Regions from separate parts of the Homo sapiens genome. Here region 1 is linked to region 2. A link is a loop called in an ENCODE intact Hi-C map of the cell type or tissue named here. Cell type or tissue: heart right ventricle. All regions are shown on one strand. Links, peaks and the distances in the headings refer to the core of each region. The heading gives the core; the rest is flanking DNA.

Evidence for each region. Hi-C counts contacts between places; a loop is a spot of excess contacts. Peaks named below come from ENCODE experiments on the same cell type or tissue, not always from the same donor. Only the 100,000 strongest peaks of a DNase experiment are listed, where the experiment ranks them.
Region 1: it touches region 2 in a loop (4-fold over the local background); 1 of 110 quality-filtered maps calls a loop at or near these places.

The regions. Positions count from the first base shown.
Region 1 is chr5:150,533,482-150,537,481 of GRCh38, forward strand. NDST1 (N-deacetylase and N-sulfotransferase 1) reads left to right here. Exons shown (of 15, transcript NM_001543.5): 5 at 1,386-1,540; 6 at 2,219-2,404. Among named protein-coding and RNA genes, the nearest start is that of NDST1, 27 kb to the left of the region's middle. RefSeq lists an enhancer at 3,658-4,000. In heart right ventricle, for the core only: no CTCF peak of the experiment used is centred there; no DNase peak of the experiment used is centred there; H3K27ac peaks cover 530 bases.
Region 2 is chr5:150,169,068-150,181,859 of GRCh38, forward strand. All of the region lies in intron 1 of CDX1 (caudal type homeobox 1), which reads left to right. Among named protein-coding and RNA genes, the nearest start is that of CDX1, 8.7 kb to the left of the region's middle. In heart right ventricle, for the core only: a CTCF peak has its summit at 6,680 (motif pointing left); no DNase peak of the experiment used is centred there; H3K27ac peaks cover 1,049 bases.

The DNA of each region.
Region 1 (4,000 bases), core at 1-4,000, 360 kb after region 2:
AGGGTGAGGGCTATAGGTTGCTTGGTGCGCACTTTCCTTCCTCTTTGGGGCTCTCTCACTTGCTGTCCTCTCTTCATCTGCTGTCCTTCAGGGACTGGGCAGAACCCCTCAGCTGGTCATCTGCAGTGACCATTCCCCCTAGCTGCCTTCTGCCCAGGCCTCAGTGAGACAACCTCTCTTGAATTCTAAGAAAACCATTTATTCAATAATTCAGCAGATGGAGGGGTATATGCAACATAGCCCCAAAGCCAAATAGGAGTGATCCTGGGTTGTCTGTCTGTATTTTTTATATTCTTTTTAAAATTTTTTATATATTTTTGGCTGGGCGCTGTGGCTCACGCCTGTAATCCCAGCACTTTGGGAGGGTGAGGTGGGCATATTATTTGAGGTCAGGAGTTCAGGACTACCTTGGTCAACATGGCAAAACCCCATCTCTACAAAAAATAGAAAAAATAGCCCGGCGTGGTGGTGTGCTCCTGTAGTATCAGCTACTTGGGAGGCTAAGTCAGGAGGATTGCTTGATCCCAGGAGTTCAAGGCTGCAGTGAGCTATGATCGCACAACTGTACTCCTGCCTGGGTGACAGAGTAAGACTCCATCTCAAAACAAAAAGAAAAAAAATTATTTATTTTTAGAGACGGGACCTCTCTCTGTCACCCAGGCAGGAGTACAGTGGTGCAATCACAGCTTACTGCAGCCTTGAACTCCTGGGATCAAGCAATCCTCCTGCCTTAGCCTCCCAAGTAGCAGGTACTACAGGTGCATGCCACTATGCCTGGCTATTAATATTTTAAAAATTTTTGTAGAGATGGGGCCTTGCACTATGTTGCCTAGGCTGGTCTCAAACCTCTAGGCTCAAACGATCCTCCCACCTTGGCCTTCCAAAGTGCTGGGGTTTCAAGTGTGAACCACTGCACCTGGTTGTTTTTTATATTCATAACCCTTAGCATATCAGAGGTGGTTATAGTAATATGTCTGAGATAGAGGGTCAAACATCCTGTATATATACAAAGAGCTTCCATAGATAATTAGATAAAAGACAAGTGACCTGATTTGGATCATTGGAATAGAATCAGAGCAGGTATGTCAGAGGTAGAAGAAACCCTTGAGATCATTGACTCCAGACCCTGAATTGTGCAGATGGTCCCAAGGATCTAGAGAGCAGATAGTCTTGGCCAAGGTCCCCCACTGAGTCAAGGGCACACTCTAGACTAGAATTCAGGGCTCTGGGCTGGGGCTCTGTCTGCTCCTGTGCTGTAGCCCAGATAACTCTTCCAGGCAGCTCCTGGGTGGGCTCTGGCCATGCTCTCCCATCCCCAGGCACAGGCCCAGGTTAGAGGGCCTCATGGCCCAGTGGGTGGTTCTGAGCTGCCTGTGTTGCTGCAGGTACCAATGCTGAGGACGCTGGGGATGATCTGCTGCTGTCGTATGTGAAGGAGTTCTGGTGGTTCCCCCACATGTGGAGCCACATGCAGCCCCACCTTTTCCACAACCAGTCCGTGTTGGCCGAGCAGATGGCCTTGAACAAGAAGTTCGCTGTCGTGAGTAAGATTCCTTGCAGGGCAGAGCGGGGCGGGCTAAGGGCTGGGCTGGAGGTCCAGACTGCTGGCCTCTTGCTGCTTTTGCAGTCTGCTCTGACGGATTTTTACTAACACCTCTGGGCCAGGGCCAAGGGAGAGCTGCCTTTATAGCCACTGTCTCCTTGAAGCCCCAAGAGAATAACCCCTTTACAGACAAGAAACCAAGGCTCAGGGAGGTCACACCAGCTACTAAGAGGTCCAGCTGGGACTTAAACTCAGGCCATTTGTTTCCTGTGCCCAAGCTCTTACTAGAAGGGGAGGCTCTGGAAAGCTGGAAGAGGTGGTCAATGAGGAGGGAACGAGCCCTAGGTGCTAGGTAGAATGAAGAGAAGGTAGGAAAGGCCCTCGTCCTTGTCCCTCACTACAGGGTACTTGAGTCCTTTGTGCTAGAGGCATGTGCACCGGACCAAGAGTCAGGAGACCTGGGTTCTAATCCCAGCTCTGCCAGTTGCCCACACTGAGATTCTGGGCACATTCCTTGCCCTCCCAGGCCTCAGCTTCCCATCTTACCATGAAGTCTCAGACCAGCAGCCATGCCGACCTAACCTCTGATTTCTCTCTCCCATTCTACAAAGGGGGGATAAGGCCCAAAGGGGAAGGACCCCTATGCTCACCCTGGCCTGGTCATCCTCTCCCTAGGAGCATGGCATTCCCACAGACATGGGGTATGCAGTGGCGCCCCACCACTCGGGCGTGTACCCCGTGCACGTGCAGCTGTACGAGGCTTGGAAGCAGGTGTGGAGCATCCGCGTGACCAGCACGGAGGAGTACCCCCACCTGAAGCCAGCCCGCTACCGCCGTGGCTTCATCCACAATGGCATCATGGTGAGTGGGCCCCTGGAAGCCCAGGAGGTGGGAGAATGGAGAGCACAGTCTGTCATGTGTGTGCATACGCTGTCCTGGTAAGCACGGCTCTGGTTTGCTGGCTTAGGGGTTGCAGATCAGCTTCTGCTGCCTCCTCTGGCACCCGAGGCTCTCTGCCCCAGGGAAGGTGGGCTGCCACTCCGACCCCTTTCATGAGCTCTTTCTTAGCTTTTGTGACAGAGGATCAAGCAATAATCAGCATTCTTGAAAGAGGTTTCTGATGAGGATGTGGGACAGGGCTCTGTTACAGTCTTTTTGCTGATTAAAAATTTTTTTCTTGGCTGGGCCTGATGGCTCACACCTGTAATCCTAGCACTTTGGGAGGCCAAGGCAGGCAGATTGCTTGAGCCTAGGAGTTTCATACCAGCCTGGGCAATGTAGTGAAACCCCATCTCTACTAAAAAAGTACTAAAAAAAAAATATGCCTGGTGATTAGCCAGGTGTGGTGGTGCATGCCTGTAGTCCCAGCTACTTGCAGGGCTGAGGCAGGAGGATCACTTGAACCTGGGAGATCGAGGCTGCAGTGAGCCAAGATTGCGCCACTGCACTCCAGCCTAGGTGACAAAGTGAGACTCTGTCTCAAAAAAAAAAAAAATTTTTTTTTCCCCTGGGGCTTCTACCATGCATCTATCCCTTTTTTTTTCTTTCTTTCTTCTTTTTTGAGACAGAGTTTCACTCTTATCTAGGCTGGAGTGCAATGGCACAATCTCAGCTCACTGCAACCTCTGCCTCCTGGGTTCAAGCAATTCTCCTGCTTCAGCCTCCCGAGTAGCTGGGAAGACAGGCATACACCACCATGCCTGGATAATTTTGTATTTTTAGTTGAGACAGGGTTTCTCCATGTTGGTCAGGCTGGTCTCGAACTCCCAACCTCAGGGGATCTGCCCACCTTGGCCTCCCAAAGTGCCAGGAATTACAGGCGTGAGCCACTGTGCCCAGCCTCACATCTATCCCTTTCCTTGGCACTGGGGACACAGAAATGCACAGAACGGAGGAAAGTTCCTGCCCTTGTAGACCTGACATTCTAGTGGCAGGAGACAGACCATATGCTCATGCATGTGTGTTGTGGGAAGTCAGGGACCCCGAACAGAGGGACTGGCTGAAGCCATGGCAGAAGAACATAAATTGTGAAGATTTCATGGACATTTATCGCTTCCCCAATCAATACTCTTGTGATTTCCTATGCCTGTCTTTACTTTAATCTCTTAATCCCGTCATCTTCATAAGCTGAGGATGAATGTCGTCTCAGGACCCTGTGATGATTGTGTTAACTGCACAAATTGTTTAAACAATATGAAATCTGGGAACCTTGAAAAAAGAACAGGATAACAGCGATGTTCAGGGAACAAGGGAGATAACCTTAAAGTCTGGCTGCCTGTGGGCCAGGTGGAACAGAGCCATATTTCTCTTCTTTCAAAAGCAAATAGGAGAAATATCGCTGAATTCTTTTTCTCAGCAAGAAACATCCCTAAGAAGAGAATGCGTTCCCAAGAGGAGGTCTCTGAAATGGCCGCTTTGGGAACGTTTGTCTTTTACAGTTGTTGATAAGGGATGAAA
Region 2 (12,792 bases), core at 4,615-8,614:
GTGTTCCACTTTCTGCTTCCTGCTCATGGGGTGACTTTGGAGATGAATGGGGAGGTTCCCTATGGGTAGGGACTTGGAGAGAGGCCATCACTGTGTAAGGGAAAAGGAGTGTGTCAGTGGGGGTCAGGGGACTGGGTATCCTGGAGGAGTTTCCAGGAGCTTCCATACAAATCACCTCGTGTCTCTGGGCACGAGAGCTGCTGAACCTGGCTCATCCTCTGGTCTCAAAAGTCGCTTGAAAACTGTTGTCTGCAGGCAGATGAGTCTACCCCAGGCAAAAAAGCATTTCCCCCTCCTTGCTCTCCGAGAGTAGAGGGAAAGGCAGAAGGAGGTCTGGGGGTTCCCAAGGCTCCAGGAAAGGGACTTCCCTGGAGCCAGGTTAGCCCTCTTCCGCAGAGGATGCAGGAACCCTGACCTTCTTGAAGCCAGAAGGTGCTGCCTGTCTTCCCAGGGCATCTGACTGTCTATTCAGTGCTCCTGAAGTGGGGGCAGAATTGGGTTGGCACTGTTGACTCTCCCTGAGAGAGAGGCCAAGCCCCTCCTGTCTTTGGCCTCAGTTTCTCCTTCTGGGCAATGAAGGCATAGGGTTTCCAGGGGTGCTTCCTGTGCAATGCTGCTGTCCAGGACAGCTGAAGGAGGATCAGTGCATGCCACTGCCCTCCTAATCCCCACTGGCACTGGCCACCAGGTCTTCAGCCTGCCACCAATCCTGGCTAGCCCCCTTTTGCCCCACTTCTGAGCCTCCAGCATTCGAGAGTGGACAAACTGGACAGTTAGAGACCACACATGTAGACGAGGGAACCAAGGTACAGAGACTGTGAAGAATGTTCCAGTTTCACACAAGCGGGGCTGAGCTGGGCTAGATGTCAGAAGAATTGGTTTAGAATTTTCCTATGGTTTCCCATCATATGTAGGATAAACCCCACATTCCTTCCTGAGGTCTACAAGACTACAGCATTTGCACCTGCCTGCCTCCCTGACCTCATCCCCGGCTGCTCTCACCTTGGCTTCCAAGCTCTAGCCATTCCAGACTTCTTTTAGTTCCTCAGACCTGCCAAGTCCTACTGCAGATCTTGTGCACATGCTGTTCTCTCTTCCAGGAAAGCTCTTTCCCCTGATTCTTTGCAAGAGTGGAACCTTCTTACCCTTCAGATCTTAGTTTCATCATCACCTCCTCTGTGAAGCCCTCCATCATTTCCCAAAGTGGACTCCCCACTACACCCATCACGAATCTTTGCTGTGTTTCCTTCAGAGCACTAATTCCAATCTACTCACTTCCTTACACTTGTTTGTATGTTGTCCATTCCCGTGAGGTCCAGAACTATGTCTGCTTAACCCACTACTGCATCCTGGCACCCAGCTCAGTGCATGGCATTTAGTAGGTGCTCAATATATTTTGTTGAGTGAATGAACAGGGCAAGTGTGAGGGACAAAAGGCATCTCTGGGGAACAGGGGAGTGGGTGAGATCTTGGCTTTCACACAGGTTTCTGAGGTCCCAGCCCTAGGATTGGGACCTGTGACTGTCAAGCCAAGCAGTTCAGGTCAATGGAAACCTGGCTGCCTCTGTCTCTCCACTTGGATGGTACCCCAACTCACCTGGGGAAGTGGGGTTGCTGAGGCTGGGACTAAGACTTCAGTTTCTTCTAAGGAGGGGGCAGTGACAATGGGAAAGATGAGAGAGAGGCTGTTGGGCTTCAATCAGTCTCCGATTCCAAAAGACAATATTAATCAGTTATGAGTGATCAGCATCATTTGACTGAGGCCAGGATAGGAAATGACTACAAGACGTTCTTTTTTTTTCCTTTTCTCTTTGCATTTTCATGAGGAGGGTTTTAAATATCATCATTTTCATTAGGATGGTTACGCATCATCCTTCCGTGGAAGGCTCAGCCTCCAATTCCTTTGAATAAAGCTGCTCCACAGGTTAATGGCCCATTGGGGTGGCTGAGGTCTCAGGACTGGGGAGATGTTCACGTGGATGAGACTGTGGGAGCAAGGTTTAGATCTTGGTCCAACCCTGTCAACTTTCAGATGGGGAAACTGAGGCCCATGAAGGATATGAATCCTCCCCTCCCCCCACATTGCAGGTCCTCTCCCTTGGCCCATTGCCACAGCCACCAACCTGCTGTCTCACCTTCAGCCTTTCTGTACTGCTCCAGCTATCTTCTAAAACCATTGCCATATTTACCTTCTCAAGGCACATGCCCTGCTCAAGAGCATTCTGTGGCTCCCTACTGACATGGAATTGCCATTTCATTTTATGCCATTTCTTTTTTCTTTTTTTTGAGACAGAATCTTGCTATGTCACCCACGCTGGAGTACAGTGGTGCGATCTCGGCTCACTGCAAGCTCCGCCTCCCAGGTTCACGCCATTCTGCTGCCTCAGCTTCCCCAGCAGCTGGGACTACAAGCGCACGCTGTCATGCCCGGCTAATTTTTTTGTATTTTTAGTAGAGACGGGGTTTCACCGTGTTAGCCAGGATGGTCTCGATCTCCTGACCTCGTGATCCGCCCGCCTCGGCCTCCCCAAGTGCTGGGATTACAGGCGTGAGCCACCGTGTCCGGCCTTTTATGCCATTTCTTTGTTGTAAAATCCAGCTCCATTTCTATGGCAATCAGAGCCTTCTTGAGAACTGGCCTCAACCATCTATTGAAGCCATTCTCCTGCTACTTTGCCTAGATAAGGCAAGTTAAGAGCCAGGGCTTGGGAGTCTCAGAGCTGGGATTGCATTTCCATAAGAAGCTGTATAGCTTCGGACAAGTTAATTTGGATCATTTCTCGGAGCCTGGGCTGCTTCTGCTGTAACAGGATAATAATAGGATTGCATCTCAGAAGAGATGCCTGTAAAGCACCGCCCTGCCGCTGGCACACAGTAGGTGCTTAGGGCATCGGTGCCTGTGACCACCTCTACCAGTCCTCAGCAGGTGCACTGGAGCACACACCTCACACTCCCAGCCTCTCTAGTCTGGTCCCTCGGCCTGCATTGCCCTCCCTTCCCTCTCCTGCATCTTCACCAGCTCAAATGCTGCTCCTTCTCCGAGGCTGTCTCCTGTAGGAAGCCCTCCCTGATTCCTCCTCCCAAGCACTGTATCAGGCCCTTGTTTTCATGACACTTACCACTGCCTGTCTACTTTCATTGTCTTGTTTATCCCTGCCACTGACCATCTGTAGTCCCTCAAGGACCAGTCCTAATCAGTCCCATCCTCACCCTGTCTTGCACATAGTAAGAGCTCGTGATAAAGCAAATAACTGTGGCATTGGCTAAATCTTTACTGTGTGCCAGGCACTGTGCCAATAACTTTGCATGGGTGATCTCACTTAAGTCTCATGATAGCCCTGAGTGGTGTAAGGATCTAGTATACTCATTTTATAGATCAGGATAATGAGGCTCAGAGAGGGTAAGGTGGCCTGCCCAAGCTCATACAGCTAGGACATGGCAGCACAGTGTTTACACCCAGTCTACAGCCCAGCAATCGTCTGTGAAATAAAGACACACTCACGAAGGGGAGCCTGAGACCCCCCCTTCCCCATGGGCATCCCAGCCAGGTTGGGGGGAAAGGAGGCCAGGCAGGGGATGTACTGTAAGAGGCTGGGGGAGGAGGGGGCCCAGCAGGGGCCTGGCTGTTTAGAACCGATTCTCCAGGCAGAAGCTACATTTGACACCTCATCGCTCAGATATAGCTGGGAAAGGGAATGACCCAGTTAGAAGGTGGCAGAAGGCTTTTTTTTGGTTGGGTGTTTTCTCCCTGCTGCTTTGGCAGATATTGCTGCTCAGAGCTTGGGGAATCATTGTGAAGGTCCAAAATGGTTTGTTAGCAGCAGGGTCTGGTGTGTCCATAGGAAGTTATCTTAATGGGCCGGCCTCTCAGGTTTTTGTGTTGGAGCTCCTGGGATATGGAAACAACATTCACATCTGGAGTCAAGGCCGTCACCATGTTAGCATGCCAGACCCTCCCCATGCCACGCTCACCCCTCAGGCTTGTGGGGGCACCCCACATGGATCCCCCCCATCAACAGAAAGAGGGAGCAAGCTAGGCTCCACACCCTCCCATGGCTTCCTTTTGTTCTTGAAACCAAATCCATATCCCTCTCCTACAGAATCTGCTGGCCTCTCCAGCCCCATCTTGTGCCTCTCTCATTCATTCATTCATTCAAGCAGGCAAGCAGTAATATTCTCTGAGTGAGTGTCTTCTGTCCTGAACTTGCTCCTAGGCATTGGAGATGATGGCCTGAACAAGGCAGACGGGTCCACCTGCATGCAGAGAGCTGCCCTCTCTGCCCTCACTCTGCTCCTCCCTGCCTGGGGGCCTTTGTACCTACTGCTCACTCTCCCTGGAATGTCTTTCCCTGTTCATGACATGGAAGCCTCCTTCTCAACCTCAGGTCTTGGCTTAAATGTGGCCTGTTCCTGGAGACCTCCCCCAGCTAAGTAAAGTAGCGTTCTTCCCCTCACCTCACCAGTCGGTTTAGCTCATTGCTCACTTTCCTTCCTGCTGCTAATCCCAGTTTGTCATTATTTCATTTGTTTGTTTTTAATCTACCTCCCCTGCCATGAAGGAGATAATGAACTATTTATCAAATAAGTACTAAGCAGTTATTATGGTAATCATAATGCGAACCAGCATCTATTGGGTGCTCAGTGTGTTCAGCATTTTTTCAAATGCAAGATTTCTGTCCCCGGAACAGCACATTTCTTCTCCATCAAATGAGTGGCTGGACTAAGCTTTAGGAGCAATGGAGATGGACAGAAGGCTGTGCTTTGGAGGCTGAGCCACCAGCTGCTGGAGTGGACTTGGGGAGCAAGGGAGACAGGACTGAGAGGTGCCACCTTGGCTTTTGATCTGAATGGCTGGAGGATGGAGGTGCTGTTTATTGAGTTAAAGAAGCAGAGGAAGTAGCAGGTTTGTTTTATGTATTCACCAAGGATTCATCAAGTACTCACTGTGTGTGTCAGGCACGTGATAGGTGCTGGTGAGCTAAATGGCATGGCCCTACCCTCAAAGAGCATTCAGGGAGCCAAGGCCTAAGGGGAGGGTCTTCACCAAGGTCACACAGCCAGCTAGGGGTAGGAAGGGGCTGGAGGCAGAGCCCCTCACTGCAGCCCCACCTCGAACGTGAGACTTCGGGAGCCACACCTACAGTGGAGTAGCAAGGGCTTCACTCTCAGACTAGTCTAGTGGAAGATGGCCAGGGGGGCAGTGGCCTGGAAACTCCACCAGGAAACAGTTCAGAGAGGCCTCAAGTTCTTCGGCCTCAGAGAAGACCTGAAGGGATGCAGTTGCTGTTTGTAAATCTTAAATGGCTGTCTTGGGCTCAGGGTGCCCCTGTGGAAAAACTCAGGAAGGATATAAATGGGTGGCAGATGCAAGAACTGGCTGCTTTGCAGCTAGTAGGCGTGTGCTGCAGTGTGGGCGTCCGGACCCTGGTAGGAGTTTGATCTAGCAGCGTTTGTCCAGTAGGACTTTCCGCCAGGATGGAAATGCTCTGTATCTGTGCTGTCCAGTAGGCAGCCACCAGCTGCACATGGCTGTTGAACACTTGAAATACAGCTAGTGTGACTGAGAAACAGAATTTTATATTTTATTTAATTAATGTGGCTAGTTGCTGTCATATTGGACAGTGCAGAAAAATCTCTCTCAAGAGTTCCCAGAATGGAAATCCATTCTGCATAAGCTCCTTGTTCTTGCATTGAGGAATCTCTCCTGCCTTTTTTTTTTTTTTCCTGAGATGGAGTTTTGCTCTTGTCGCCCAGGCTGGACTGCAATGGCGCAATCTCGGCTCACTGCAACGTCCGCCTCCTGGATTCAAGCGATTCTCCTGCCTCAGCCTCCAGAGTAGCTGGGATTACAGGCACACGCCACCACGCCCAGCTAATTATTGTATTTTTAGTAGAGACAGAGTTTCATCATGTTGGTCAGGCTGGTCTCGAACTCCTGACCTCAGGTGATCCACCCACCTCAGCCTCCCAAAGTGCTGGGATTACAGGCATGAGCCACCTCGCCTGGCCTCTCTCCTGCCTCTTTCAGCTTCTTTGTCTCTGTAGTATCATCATCATCATCATAGTTTTTATTAATAAGTACTTTGTTAAGTAGGTTATTACTTTGGTCTCCATAACTACCATATAAAGAAAGTATTCATGTCTTCATTTTAAAGATAAATAAACTGAAACTCAAAGAGGTCCAGCAACTTGCCTGGGGACATACCACTGGCACATGGCCAGACTGGGGGAGAGCCACCGGTCTCTGTCTGACTCTAAAGTCCCTTCCTCTTTGTTACCTCCCAAAGCTGGGTCAGATTGTGGACCTTGATGAAGAAGATAGGGCAGCAGATGATGCAAAGGTGGCCCTGGAGGAGGAGGGTGCAGAGATGATGAAGAACTCTAACTAGGAAGGAGGGTGACAGTGGGGAGGAGAATCTGGCTAAGGCTGTAGGACTCCCAAAATGGCTGGCCTGGCCATTGTCCCCCTTTCCCCGCTCCCATGCCAGCTTCATCCCTGCTCAGGGCTTGAGTGAGGAACCATGATATTAGCAGCCGGGGACTGCCAGATCAGCCAAGACAAGGACCCAACTGTGGGTCAGGCAGAAAGCCTGATGTCCCAGGAAGGGTATCCATCCATTGTAGAGCTGGTGAGGTTAGGGCACAGTGGAGAGCCCTCCCCCTGGTGGTACAGATGGGGAAACAGGCCCAAATAAGGGATCACATGTCCAGCTGGTGGGCCGGCCAGATCTCCCCACTCCCAGGTCAGTGTGTTCTTGGCCCTATGGCTCCCCATTAGGCGACATTCCTCTCTCTCACGAGGGACTCCACCAACATGCTCACTTCTGCAAATAGCTGTTTTCTCCTTTTTGTCTCCATAGCTTTTTACCCTTTCCAGACTGCTCTCACAGCCATTCTGTTCCCCAGGCAGGGGAAGGAAAGCCCAGGGAAATTCAGTCACTTGTCAAGTCCTTCAACTAAGATGACCAGGCTGGACCACAGTCCAGGTCTCTGCCACCAGGCAAGGTCTAGAAGCTCGCCCCAAACACCCAGCCTTTCCCAAACCTCAGTAGAGTGTGACGCTGCTACAATTTAGGCCCCTCACCAGAAGTGCCACCACCTCTGAGCTGGCCCACAGCCTGCCACCCTTGCAGCGCTCCTACAAGTATTATCTGGGGTGAGATCAGTCCTCCTGAGCCCCTCTTTCCCACCCTTTCCTTTGCCTATTGGCCTTGCAGTCATCCACAGCAAGTGACCTATAAGCTCTCTGGACTTGCTTCCTTATCTTGGAAAAGGGGGCTCTTTGCAGTAGCATTCTATGGCTACCCTATTCCCACCTCCCCTGAGCCCCCTCCTGCCAAAAGCCCTATGCCCTTCGTTTGTCATTCCTAGGCTGGCATCACAGACACGGGTGAGCTCCCCATCGCCTGTTGCTGCATGCAGTGTGGGTCTCTGAGGGACTTGGCTGGAGGGCGTGTGGGGCAGGTGCTCCCTGTGGGGGTTGCCTGGGGTGGCAGGCAGCAAGGTGGCAGGGGGGGCCAGGAGGTCTGATCTTTAAGGGAAGGCTCAAAGCTGCACAAAGGGCTCAAAACTGCAGAGTCTCGAGGGCACTTGGACTGGTGCACAGGCTAAACCAATGCCCAGAGGAGAGGAGGAACTAATTCTAGGCCACACAGATGGCATGGAACTGGGACCAGGACCCACTGACTTTAGCTGGTGGTTTAGAATCCACAGGGGCCTCGTTAAAGATGACAGAGAAATTAGGATGTGGTAGATCTGGAGTGGGGCCTGGGAATCTGCATTTTCAGCAAGCCCTTGTGTGTACAGACGTGCATGCCTGTTTGCATGTGTGTGTTGGGGTTAGGATCTTGAAGCACAGCCAGCTGGGGCTGGACCACCCAGGGAGGAGTCACAAAGGTTTTCAGAGCTGGATTTGTGGTCCAGGCCTTGGGGGGCCAAAGCTGGTCATCCACCAGGGCCACACACCCGGCAGGAAGAGGGCAAAGGAAGTGCTGACCTAGGGGCCATTTGATTGTGCTGGAGCAGAGGCCACACTCTGTCCTTGCCTGGCCCAGGCTGGATGGGGAGCCCCCACTGCAGGCCACTGTGGCTCCTGTCCCCATCCTCCCCCCGGGCAGGCCCAGTGTCTAGACTCTCAGACTGAAATTGGTCTTAGAATTCTTTCAGCTACAATAACAAACACAATCAGAGAATCAACAAACATTGGGAGGTTCACGTTTCCAAGTTGGAAGGGACCTTATAAGTAAACGGTCATTTCTAGCAGACCGCCCATTGCACAGATCCATTCCCTGGCATTCCTGCCAGATGGTCATCCCACAACTGTTGGAAATGAGTAAGATCTGCCCTTCCCCATGCACCTCCTGCATGCTAGACATTGTCCATCTATCTCAAGTGAGCCCCTGTATGCCGCAGGGTTGGAGAGAACTACAAGAAACCTTGTACCATTTGATTGATAGGTTCTACTGCTGTTTCTGAGGCCAGATAGACCTGGTTTTGAATCCCACCTGCCTGATGCGTGGTCCTCTCTGACCCTGAGTTTTCTCATCTGTAAAATAGAGTGATAGTTGCCCAACTCCACGGGTCATTGAGAGATGTATACAAAGGGCCCAGCACATGGATGTGTTGGCTATTATTAGAATATTAATTTTCCCCATTTTACAAATACAGAAAATGAGGCTCAGAGAGGTGGGGAGACTGTCCTAGGTTACCCAGCCAGTGAGCAGCTGCACTCCACAACCCCAGAGGTTTAGTTTTAATGACATCCAGGAGCTCTGGGCTGGAACTCCTGACTGCCCCGAGACACCTCTGGAGTCACAGAGTGTACCTCTGTTGGGCTCCACAGCCCCTCTCCAGAGCCCAGAGAAGGGTGACAAGGTCTGTGGGCCAGGTCTTCACCGGCAGCCTTGCCAGGACAGAGAGGAGTAATTATGGAGCTAAAGCCCAACCAACCACACGTTAGGGTCACCTGGAAAACTATTCAAGTACCAAATTTTGAGACCCATTCTAGCGCCACTAAATTTGAATTTCTGGGGCCAGAATCTGCACTGTGAAAAAGCTTCCCAGGCAGTTCCAAGGCTGCTGGTCAGGCACTGGGAGCCATTGGCCTGTACCGTGCATGCATTAGGGGACGGGAGTTTGCTACCTCTCATGGTGGCCTAATCCACATGGATGGGACATTCTGCGCATCCCAAAACTGGAGAGAGAAAGCCTCCCATTTCGGTGAGTTACCCAAGGCTCTTCCCCTCTGTGCTCACCCCTGAAGAGCTGAGGGGGCTCCCCATTCTCCCTCCCACCCATTCACACTGGCATCTGGCCCAGAGGATTACTTATTAGGTGGCTGGGAGTGGCCCGCCCCTCAGCAGACACCTGTTATAGGAGCCTGGACTTCCCCCTTAGCTCCAGCGTCCCAGGGGCCTGTAAATAATTCATCCCCAGCCCTCTCCCCACCCCACTGCTCTCACACACCTCCCTGCCCGCTCCTTCCCAGGCTCCAGAGGTATCTTGGGGCAGTTGGGAGTTCCAGCCCAGAGCTGGGACTGGAGCCCAGGGCTCCTGGGGCTGTCATTAAAAATACAAATTAACACATACACTTGATAAAGATTTAAAAAACCCAAAGTCTCCCTCCTACCTGTGGCTTTCCAACCTCCAGTGCCCTCTCCAGAGGCAGCCCCTATTACTGGCTTCTTGTATATTCTTTCAGAAAGAACTATGTTTGGGTATGTGTGTGTCTCCCCCATTTTTATACACAAATGGTAACATACTATTTACACTATTCTGTCTTGCTTTTTTTTTCACACGTCTTAGAAATTGTTCCATACTGGGATATATGGGGTTTTGAAATTTCTTTTTAATGACTGCATAATGCTCCTCTCCACGAATGCACCATCCCTTCTCTCACCAGCTCCCTGCTTGTACACGTGTACATTGTTTTTTGTCTTGTGTTATCAGAAACAGATGGAGCTTTGGGCAGCTCTTGGTCGGATCAGTTACTGGAAGTGGGATTCTTCGGTCAAAGGGTATGTGCCTGTTAAATGAGGCTAGATATCGCCAAGTTGGGCGCTAAGGAGGATGTTTCAGTTCTCACTCCTGGAACAGCATATGGGATTCCCTGGTTTCTGAGCCACACGGTGTGATAGCAAACATTTTGTTCTTTGGCAGAGCCATTTTCTTGCACGAAAATTGTGTGTTTCAAGCAGCTCCACCAGAGAGAAGTTGGCCAATGGGTTCCTGAGCCCACCAGCTCCTCTCCAGAGCCCAGAGAGGAGTGACAAGGCCTGTGGGCCAGGTCTTCACTGGCAGCCTTGCCAGGAGAGAGAGGAGTAATTGTGCAGCTAAACCCTATCTCCATCTGGTCTCACTCCTGACCCCCTCCCTTGTGGAAGAGCTGGGCCTGAGGTCAGAAACCTGAGTCCTGGTTCATACCATGACCAGTCAGGACAGCCCTCTGCAAGTGCCCTTTCTGAGCCCATTTCCCCCCACCTATGAAATGGCTCTCATGGGTCTGGGCTTGCTCGTCAGAAGAGGCAGGAGTGGGTGCTAGGACTCTAAGGAAAAAGCACCTTCAGGACCACTGCCTGTCATCCCTAGGCGAAGGTCTGGGTGGGCAGGGAGCCTCATGCCCTACCTCAGGCCTGTCCTCCTGGGGGTGGCTGTGAGTCCTCTGGGCATTTTAAGGGCCCCCAGCCTGGGGCTCTCAGTAGCCTTCCCTCACCATGGTCTGGGCTCTCCTTTCCCAGAAGTAGCAATGGAGGGGTGGTCTGCTATTTAAGCTTCTGTTACCAACACTTTGGGGGCTCCATGGCAGGCTCAGTGGGCCCTAAATTTGGCAGCATGCGGAATTGTACCCTGGAGAGGCAGCAAGAGCTCTAGGGCATGGGGCATGGCCTTGGGCAGGCCCGTGCCTGCCTGGGCCTCAGTGACCCTGACTACACAGGGAGGTAGGACTGGAAGGGCTCACCAGGCCTCTTCTTTGGCCCTCCAGCTGCCATGCAACCATTGTGAACCCCGATCTCTTCCTCAGTAAAGTGCGAGGAGACTAAACTCTCACAACCGCTTCCAGCTTTAGCCCAGTGAACCCAATGGGTCTGTGGATTCAGAGCCATGTTGGCCTCCAGTGCTGGTGGCATTAGGCAGAACTGTTTTTGAGCCGGCGTTGCATTTTCTAGGCCAAGGAGGGGCCCAATCTGGAGCCAAGGCCTGGGCAGCCACTCCCTTATCCCTTTCCTGGGGCCAAACCTGGCTGAAGTCCGAGGCTATCCCGTGCTATGCTGGGCAGCGGACTGAGGTCAGTGGACATGGAAGCGTCCAGTGTGGTTCCTCTGCTCTGGCAGGAAACCCAGGGAAAAGCTGCCCAGGAACATCTGCTGCCTCCCATTCTCCACAAAGCCATTTGGCTCACGGAGAGCCCAGTGGCTGTCCTGCCAAGCTGCGTGGGCTTGGTGGAGGGGGACAGGCGTCAGAATGGGGGCGGGTGAGTGGTTAGTACAGGGGTGCTGAGGGACAGGCAGGGCCAGGGCTGAAACCCAAGAAGATGAAGGCTGGGCTGTGGTGGGGACACTTGCGAGAGGCGGGAGGGGTTGATGGTCTTTCAGAGACCCGCCATGCCCTGGTGGGAGCGTGTGCGGGTCTGGAAGTGCTTGCGTGCGCCTCCTATTTATAGCCACGTGCTCAGCTTCTTATAAAGGAAACTGGTGCTTAGCCAGGCCCCACACAAGCCCAGGCCAAGCATGACTCTTAGTATTCTCTCCAGACAGACCTCTGATCCCAGTCCCAAAGAAAGTCCTGACATTAACCTCAGCTGGTCCTCAAATCCAGCTCTGGGCCCCAGGCTGAGCCTCATAAAGAAGCCAAGGCACCGCCCTCTCTCCTGGGTTACGGCAGCTCTCCCTGCACTTCCCCTTCCTCTTGCAAATCTGTTCTCCATGCAGTAGCCAGAGTAATATTAAAACCTACATCAGACTTCATGTCTCCTCTGCTCAGAATCCTGCAATGGCTCCTGTCCCAGACAGAGGAAAACCCAGAGTCCCTCCCCTTGTCTCCTGTCCCGTCCCCCTTCTCACTGCACCTCAGCTCCACCAGCTTCCTCACAGCTCCTCACTGTCAGACAGCAGGCAGACAGCAGGCATGCCCCACCTCGGGGCCTTTGCACTTGCTGTTCCCTCTGCCTAGAAGCCTCTCCCCAGATGTCTGCATGACTCTTTTTTTTGTTTATTTTTCTTGAGACGGAGTCTCACTCGATCACCCAGGCTAGAATGCAGTGGTGTAATCCTGGCTCACCACAACCTCCACCTCCCAGGTTCAAGCAATTCTCCTGTTTTCCCGCCTCAGCCTCCTGGGTAGCTGGGATTACAGATGTATGCCACCACGCCCGGCTAATTTTTGTATTTTTTAGTAGAGATGAGGTTTCACCATGTTGGCCAGGCTGGTCTTGAACCCCTGACCTCACGTGATCCACCTCCCTCAGCCTCCCATAAAGTGCTGGGATTACAGGTGTGAGCCACCGCGCCTGGCCCTACATGACTCTTTCCTGTACCTCCTTTACACCTTTGCTGAAATTCCCCTTTTCAGCAAGGCCTTCACGGCCCATTCTATTTAAAATCACAGACCACCTCCTCCCTAAATTCCCAGTCCTCCTTCCCTGCCTCCTTTTCTTCTGAAACACTTATCAACTAGTGTATCAAATATTTTATGTTTATTTTTCTTTTCATCATCTCCCTCCCCTAGAAGCTAAGCATCACGAGGGCAGGGGTTTTATTTTGCTCAGTGCTGTAGCCCAGAGCTTGGCTCACAGCA